Regions from separate parts of the Homo sapiens genome. Here region 2 is linked to region 1. Evidence: chromatin loops called from intact Hi-C (ENCODE). Cell type or tissue: IMR-90. All regions are shown on one strand. Links, peaks and the distances in the headings refer to the core of each region. The heading gives the core; the rest is flanking DNA. Region 1 overlaps PDK1 (pyruvate dehydrogenase kinase 1). Region 2 overlaps RAPGEF4 (Rap guanine nucleotide exchange factor 4).

Region 1 (4,397 bases), core at 227-4,226:
AAGAGTCTATTTGGGATTGTAGAGTAAGGATAGATTTCGTTATTTCTTGCAAACTGTCTAAGAAATCCTTTGAGAGTGTTTGGTAGTAGGATAATGAAGTAGATAAACTGGCTGTTCCGGTTCCTGTAGCAGTGGCCATTTCTAACTCTGTAAGTAGGGGTATTAGTTGTATGGCCCTGCGCTGATGGACTTGAGCTTTGAGGGGCACTGATAGGGTCTGATTTCCATAAGATTAGAAGTTAAGATAATAAATGTTACACTGTTAACTTTTAGCAAACTTTACTTTTGTTGAAAACCTTGTAAGTTTGGAATTTCAATTATTCCTTGCTATTAATAAGACCTCGTTCAGTCCATATTAACTTAAAATTGGTATAGATGGCTCCTTCCTGATTCTGTAAGTACTTTAAGGTTTGGCTGAGTGCAAACAGCTCGCATATTTGAGCAGACCAATTATTAGGCAATTTTCCTAACTCTGCTTCTACAATAGTTTCCTTATTACTTACTGAGTACCCATTGTGTCTTTTTCCCTTAATCGCCTGGGAGGAAACATCTATTGTCCTGTCCTGAAGGGAGTTCCTCCTGTGTCTGGTCGGACCTTCAGATTTAGATCCCCTGTTAGGAAACCTGCTGGGTTAAGGATTTTTGATAGGAAAGCTACGGGTTGTCAGTGGTCTCAGTGCTTCCGGGCTATGCCCTTGTTTACACTGACAACAAGGTGGTATTGGAGTGTTATAGGGTTACAGAGAAGACCTTCAATTATCAGTTATAGGTTTTAAATTTACCCTGGCTTTTGAAGGAATAGGGTACACTGTTTTTTCTTTACTACTTCTATCTCTCTTTCTCTTTGACTTCTTTGCCTCTCTCTTTCTGACTCCTCTTTGTCTCTTCCTCTCTCTGACTTTTTGTGTCTCTCTTTCTCTCTCTCTCTGACTCCCTCTTTGTCCCTGTCTCTTCCTCTCTCTGTCTCTGACTTTGTCTCTTTCTTTCTTTCTCTCTGACTCCCTCTTTGTCTCTCTCTTCCTCTGTCTCTCTCTCTGACTTTCTGTCTCTTTCTCTCTTTCCTTTCTGCTGGTCTTTCCCTGCCTCTGCCAGCTGCTTATGCTGCTCTTCTCCCCTCTCCTGGAGAAGTCCGCAGACCAAGAACCCACTGGAAGGAACCAATTCCAGACACAATACGACCGAGCAGGCCAGCAAGGAAAAGCAATATGCTTTTTCGAGACCAACCACAAGTCATTTTATAGAAAGAATAAAGAGTTTTAAATGACCAGAGGGAAGTCAGCTGATACAGTACTCAAGTAAACCTCAGCTTAATCATTGTCAATGCTTAAATATTAATTATATTAAATATAATGCATCTCTCAGATGCGGGCTCTGATAGCCCCGTGGTACTCAATGGCATCTATCTTAATTAGAAAAGTATTTCAGTGTGTGTCTTTCTGAATAGAATTTTGTTTTTCTCATCAAACAGGCTGGTTTTGGTTATGGATTGCCCATATCACGTCTTTACGCACAATACTTCCAAGGAGACCTGAAGCTGTATTCCCTAGAGGGTTACGGGACAGATGCAGTTATCTACATTAAGGTAATAGCTGTAGTCTTCTTGATTTAATATTTCTTTTGATGATAAGAACAGATGTCCATACTTAACTGTAATGAAATTTAACTCTACCACATGCTGTTTAAATAGAAAAAAACTATGGTTTTTTGCTGGGGATCTCACCCATTTTGATAGATGATCCCCTAAAACTATGGGGAAAGAGATTTGTATCCTGGAGTGATTAGGACTCTGTCTATTAATAGGAAAAAAATTGGGTTAAAGTAGAGAATCATAAGTTATATATCATACAAGTTTAATTTTAACATAAAACACATGAATGGACATTGATAACGCCAAACTTTTGATGTACTGCCAAGGCTTTTTTTTTGTATATGGGTCTGCAGATTGGAGTGTCACATTGTCTTTTTTGCAAAAGCTGTACTGACAGTGCATCATTTTAGTTTCTTTAAACCAACAAGTGCATACTCTTTTTGGACTTTTATGCAGTCCTTTACAGATACCTCCTGACTGATTTGACAGCAAGTTTTATGTGACTTTCCTTCATGAGTCTTTCCAAAACATTCATCTTAGTTTTCAAGGAAACATTCCCCTTTTTATTCTTTGCTTATGTAATAAATTTTGTAATTATCATGACAGAATTGTACAAACAGATTTGGGAACAAGCACAAGTGACTCTTGGTAAGCATATAGCTTACCTAATGGACACAGAAGCACTTAGTCTGCTTGCCTGGAGTGTTCAATGCATTAAGGAGGGTTCCACACATTTTACATGGTGGAAAAACACTAGGTTCCATCATTCCCCTTCTTCGGCTAACTGGTGGCTGTTTATGCCTGATTTAGTGACTCTAGTTTCTTGTTCTGGCCACTAGATGGCATCTATTTTATAGGAAATGTTGAAGAATTTATATTGGAAAAAATATCTGAAAAGACTAAATTCTTTCTAGATGGTATTTTTTGTTTTTTTAACCATGTCAATTGCGAGGGAAAAGGGCAACATCAATGCAATGTTTTTCTTTTTTTTTTTTTTTTGAGACGGAGTCTTGCTCTGTGTCACGTAAGCTGGAGTGCAATGGCATGATCTCGGCTCACTGCAACCTCCGCCTCCCGGGTTCAAGCTGTTCTCCTGCCTCAGCCTTCCGAATAGCTGGGATTACAGGCGCCTGACTAATTTTGTATTTTTAGTAGAGATGGGGTTTGACCACGCTGGCTAGGCTGATCTCGAACTCCTGACCTCAGGTGATCCGCTTGCCTTGGCCTCCCAAAGTGCTGGGATTACAGGCATGAGCCACCACACCTGGCCTAGTGCAATGTTTTTATGACAAAATGTAACATTTTGATCTAGCCCAGGAGTGTCCAATCTTATGGCTTCCCTGGGCCACAGTGGAAGAACAGCTGTCTTGTGCCACACATAAAATACACTAATGATAGCTGATGAGCTTAAAAAAGATTGCACAAAAAAAAATCTCATAATGTTTTAAGAAAGTTTACAAATGTGTTGAGCTTCATTCAAAGCCATCCTGGGCCGCATGCAGCCTGTGGGCTGTGGATTGGACAAGCTTGATCTAGCCTGTAGATCAAGAAATTCTGGAATATTTAGAGAAATATGGAGGTGAAAGGTTTTTTGTTCTACCTTAGGGAAAATAGAAGATAAGAAGTCTTAGAGAATCATTAAAATTGTCAACATCAAAGACTTTAGCATTATCAGAATGAGATTTTCTTGTTCAGGGTGTTCTGCATCTTAGGAAATGCCTTTGGCCTGGGATGGAAATACTACTGAAAAATCCTAACTTGAAGAAGATAACTAGAAATGTAGTTTATCTCAGGTTCCAGTGACTTATAGGAAGCTGAAATACAATGGAGAATTACTGGTAATAATATATGGAAAACTGAAATCATGCATGATGCAGAAATCTTGTGCACAGTGACTGAAATTGGAGGCCGGAGAAGACACAGATTCAAACCCAGGGCCAATAAATGTTCACGAAAAAGCTAAGATGCCTTAGACATAGATTTCTATTTATTAATAATGTTATAATGAGTTTTTAAATTTTTATGTATTTATAGAGTCAATATCTTGCTTTGTTGCCAGGCCGGAGTGCAGTGGTACAATCATAATTCACTACAGCCTTGAACCCCTGGGCTTCAAGTGATCCTCCTCTCTCAGTCTCCCAAGTAGTTAGGACTACACCCATGTGCCACCATGTCCAGCTGATATTTTTATTTTTTGTAGAGACAGGATCTTGCTATGTTGCCCAGGCTGGTCTCCAACTCCTGAGCTCAAGCAATCTTCCTGTGTAAGCCTCCCAAAGCACTGGGATTATAGGCATAAGCCACCGTGCCTGGCTTGTGATGAGTTTTTTTTAAAGCACAGTGACTATGCTGAAAAAAACACTATTTCTTCTAGTAAATAATTAAAATAGAGTTCATTAAATTTATGTGCATCTATTAAGATACATATATCGATTTGTATGCTTTTACATTTAACCAACTTCTTCAGTTAGCCAACTCTGATCTGGGTCATGTTTTGTGTAAAATTTCAGTCCAGCAGCTTCCAGGATGGCTGGGGAATTACTGTAAGCAACAAACTCAGTCAACCTGCACATCAGTCAGTGCCATAGATTTCATAAATAACACGTTTCAAATATACATACCATTTAAAAGTATATTTAGGTGGTATAAGGATTAATAAGATACTAATAGAATATTATTTAATTTGTCGTAACCTTTTTGCCATTGTCTATTTTCTCAAATAATGAATTCTAAAAAATGCCAGACTTAATAGGTCTTAGGTTTTTCTTTTTCAGGCTCTGTCAACAGACTCAATAGAAAGACTCCCAGT
Region 2 (4,397 bases), core at 216-4,215, 190 kb after region 1:
TTTAGAAAGGAAAATTTTACTTCTCAAAAAGAGTTGTAGCCTGCTAGGTGGCCCTTCTGGCAGGCTGGGAAGTGTAGCCTCCAGCCAGAAGCCAGAAACAGACACTTCAGTCAGAAGAATAAGACAGGGAAGGGCCAGGCATGGTGGCTCACGAGGGCAGGGTGTGGTGACTCACACCTGTAATCCCAGCACTTTGGGAGGCCAAGGAGGGTGGATCATTTGAACCTAGGAGTTTTAATTTTTAGCAGAGATGAGGTCTTGCTTTATTGGCCAGGCTGGTCTCTAACTCCTGGCCTCAAGCGATCTTCCTGCCTTGGCCTCCCAAAGTACTGGAATTACAGGTATGAGCCACCATGCCAACAACAGGACTTCTGATAAACATTCTTAAATTTCCAATGCTGCATTTATGTACAGTCGTCCTGGGGTACCCATGGGAGGATTTGTTCCAGGACCCCGCTTGGATACCAAAATCTGCAGACGCTCGAGACCCTGATATAAAATGGTGTAGTATTTGTGTTACATAACCTACCTACCTACACACACACACAACCTAATACAACACCTAATATATAACCTACACATACCCTCTGTAGATTACTTAATACAATGTAAACAGGATGCAAATAGTTGTTATACAGTGTAGTTTTAAAATTTGTACTATTTTGTATTGTATTGTTTTTTATTTATTTATTCAAAATATTTTCAATTTGTGGTTGGTTGATTCTTCAGACGCAGAACCCACAGATATGGAGGGCCAGCTGTACTCCTCTAAATTCAAGTCCCCGACTTCACACCTTCACCTACTTATTCTGTGGGTTCTTCAAGTTGTCACCAGGGTGGGCACCAGCAGCAGGTACTGGTGAACACCTGGGGAGGTGGCAAGATGCAAGGGGTGTTCCATGAATAGCTGGGATAAGATATACAAATAACTAATAAATAACTCATAAACTCATCATTAACTCATAAACTACTTCTTTCTTAAAGCTAGAGCTTCCTAACCAGCTGATTCAGTTGGAGAAAGTCTTTGTCAAACCTTCCCTGTTAAAAATGTGTTCCATGTGTTGCTAGTCCTGGCTGTGCATGCTGTGCCTTAGGTGGGCTGGGAGGGATAAAAGGCAGAGAATCACTGTTCCAGGTAAAGTTCTTAGTCGCTTCCCCTCCCGCCATGCTCAGTGTGCTTCCTTTTTTCCATGTTCTTTCTCTTCGAAGGGTCTCCCTCTAGTTACCCAGGAATAGAGAGAGCTAAGAGAAGACTGTCAGAAGGACCTGACTCAAGAGAGTCCCCTTCTCTAACTCTTTCAACCCAAAGCCCTCCGTGGGCTCTCCTACTATTTAGGGGCAACAGTGGCAATTTTTTAACAGAGTCATCTCAAATTTGAGTGTAGCACTAAGTACTACGAAATGATTTTTGAGAGCCTTTGCTTACTATGGTGAAAATTACACAGAGGAAAAAAAGCCATCAGTTGAAACCCATCCGGAAAGCATTTTAAAGAAGCCTCGGTTATCTGAGTCATCCCAGAAGTTGTTCTAAATTTTAAGGAGCCAAATGAAATTATTTTTTAACTTAATGCTAGTAGGGCAAGTGTATTTCAGAGGGACAATTATGGTAGACTTCTATTTTATGTGCTGTTTGGGATCCAATAAGCATCCCCGTTTGGCTGGGGTCTGGTGACCTGAGGCTGAGGGTGTGTGGTGGAGAGCCTTTGCCAAGCCTGATGATCCTCTACTGAGGTTAGATGCTCAGGAACAGTCAGAGGTTTTTGAAAAGGGGCTGTTAAAATTGGACAAGGCTGTACTTCGATTTCACATTGCATTTTAATTGTAACAAGACAAATTGCAACACTGTAGATCTGTTCAAAAAATTTTCCTCTCTCTCTTCACTTACAAATGCAGGGCTAAACATTCTTTAGATATTAGCAGGCCTGGTCTGGCCCTCTGCCTAATGATGGGGTTTTTCAACTCTCTGAATAGCCCTGAGCCTCAGATGTGGCATCTTATTCATCCATCGGCCGAGGACAGAGTGAGGACAGAGTGGTCGGGGAGGTGGAAGTATTTGGACCTTTTTATTGCTTTGCTTAAGGGCAAAATTGTGGTCTGCAGTGACCTCCAGTCACAACTTTCTTATCTCATTTGGGATCTTGAGGGAGCAGTTTCCTCTTCATTCTTTCACAGAGACATAAAAGCAAGCGGGTATGACTGCTAAACAAGGAGGCATTATGCCAGGAATTCACAGACTCCACGTGCTCTGCTCCCTAGTGGCGGCTGTGCAGGCCATGTTTCCAAAGGATCACAGGGGTCTTGGTGTGCCCTGTCTGACTGATGATCAATCTCAGCTGTGAGTGAAAAACTGCAATGGTCCCTGGGATCTCAGGCTCCTTCAAAGGGGTTTTTTTCTGAGAGTCACCCTGAATACTGACAAAGTCAAGAGCCTCAGCCGAGAGAGAACTTGGGCAGTTGATTGCCTTGAGGAGGTGCTTGCGTGTGTGTATGTATGTATCTCTGTAGGCATGTTTATGTGGGTATGTATATGGGTATCTGTGTGTGTGTATGTGCTTGTGTGTATGTGTGAGTGTGTGTGTGTGTGTGTGGTGGGAGTGGGTGTGTGAGTAGGAAACTCACAGGGAGAGGAGTTAGGAGAGCAGATCTCTAGGGAGAGGGGCCACAGTGATGCACCAAAGTTTTCGGATGAAATGACCAAACAATGTTGGTGCTGTAGTCATAAAAAAAGAAATGAGAAGAAACTGAGTTTAAGGAGATTTTACAGTAATGCCTTCATGAAGTCTTTTTAGAAATTTCATCTGTACGTGAAGTCTCTTTCTCTCCTGGATTCCCATTCTCTTCTTTCCCATTTCCATTGTGCTACTTACCACATTTCACCTTGATACTTGCTGTAGATGTACGTATCTCTGTATCTCTCTTACCCATTTTTAACTTTGTGTGTGCAGGGACCATGATCTTTATATCACCCGAGTACTTTATTCGCCTGTCATACAGATGATACTCAGTAACGAACTATAGAAATGATTCCTGAGCCTGGAGCGGTGGCTCACGCCTGTAATCCCAGCACTTTGGGAAGCTGAGGCAGGCGGATCATGAGGTCTGGAGATCGAGACCATCTTGGCTAACACATTGAAACCCCATCTCCACTAAAAATACAAAAAATTAGCCGGGCATGGTGGCAGGCCCCTGTAGTCCCAGCTACTCAGGAGGCTGAGGCAGGAGAATGGCTTGAACCCAGGAAGCAGAGCTTGCAGTGCGCCGAGATCGTGCCACTGCACTCCAGCCTGGGCAACAGAGCGAAACTCTTAAAAAAAAAAAAAAAAAGATCCCTGAAAGTATAGTCTTCATACTCAGTAAATACTTGCAGATTGAGTGCATTTTCAACACCTTTCTGAATTTTGTTGACATTGTTGGAAAAACTTGTAATTAGGAAAGAGTAAACATTTCAGTATTCTAAGTGGTTAATAATCATATAATTAAAATAATAACATAAGTGGTAAACATCTTGAGTTTCAAAGACTTTTGCTATATCCATGTCATCACTGACATTATAAATACATGATTTTAGCATACTAATAGTCACCTAACTTCTGTGTCTAAATGTGTGTAAAATGAGATTCTATTTTTTTTTTTTTTGTGACGGAGTTTTGCTCTTGTTGCCCAGGCTGGAGTGCAATGGTGCAACCTCAGCTCACCACAACCTCCACCTCCCGGGTTCAAGTGTTTCTCCTGCCTCAGCCTCCCGAGTAGCTGGGATTACAGGCATGTGCCACCACACCCGGCTAATTTTGTATTTTTAGTAGAGATGGGGTTTTGCCATGTTGGTCAGGCTGGTCTTGAACTCTTGACCTCAGGTGATCTGCCCGCCTTGGCTTCCCAAAATGCTGGGATTACAGGCGTGAGCCACTGTTCCCAGCCAAAATGGAATTCTTAATACCTGTTTTATCTAACAGGGCTGCAATGATCAAAATTTTCAGTAAGTGTCAAGGCCCTTTGAAAAGCTAATAGTGTTATAAAAAGATTGAGATTGTAGAGTACATAGTATTTAAGATCTTAACTGTTGTTATAGAGAAAAAACACAATGCACACCTATCCATAAAACCTCTAAAAGGCATGGAAAAATTTTAGTATATGTTTTTAAGCACTTTACTTATTGCTTTCTTGAGATACTTTTTAAAAAATGTCTTGGTGGCTAATAATGATGATGACGACGGTGGTACTAGAAATACCTTCTGTAGCCTTTTATAATTGATAAAGCTCACATGCATTATCTCAGATTTGACAGTTCTTCACTGGAGGAGATGAGCAGCTCTTTGCAATGCTAAATTACTGTTAAAAAGAGTCAAACTGAACCTTAAAGTCATTCTAATGCATATATATTAAGTGAACATTACACT

The links. Hi-C counts contacts between places; a loop is a spot of excess contacts. Peaks named below come from ENCODE experiments on the same cell type or tissue, not always from the same donor. Only the 100,000 strongest peaks of a DNase experiment are listed, where the experiment ranks them.
Region 2: it touches region 1 in a loop (4-fold over the local background); 1 of 110 quality-filtered maps calls a loop at or near these places.

The regions. Positions count from the first base shown.
Region 1 is chr2:172,591,467-172,595,863 of GRCh38, forward strand. PDK1 (pyruvate dehydrogenase kinase 1) reads left to right here. Exons shown (of 11, transcript NM_002610.5): 10 at 1,469-1,582; 11 at 4,363-4,397. Among named protein-coding and RNA genes, the nearest start is that of PDK1-AS1, 37 kb to the left of the region's middle. RefSeq lists a silencer at 472-679. In IMR-90, for the core only: a CTCF peak has its summit at 2,416 (motif pointing right); no DNase peak of the experiment used is centred there.
Region 2 is chr2:172,781,207-172,785,603 of GRCh38, forward strand. The region is part of intron 1 of RAPGEF4 (Rap guanine nucleotide exchange factor 4); the gene reads left to right. Among named protein-coding and RNA genes, the nearest start is that of RAPGEF4-AS1, 47 kb to the left of the region's middle. In IMR-90, for the core only: a CTCF peak has its summit at 2,256 (motif pointing left); a DNase peak (open chromatin) is centred at 1,945; H3K27ac peaks cover 1,019 bases.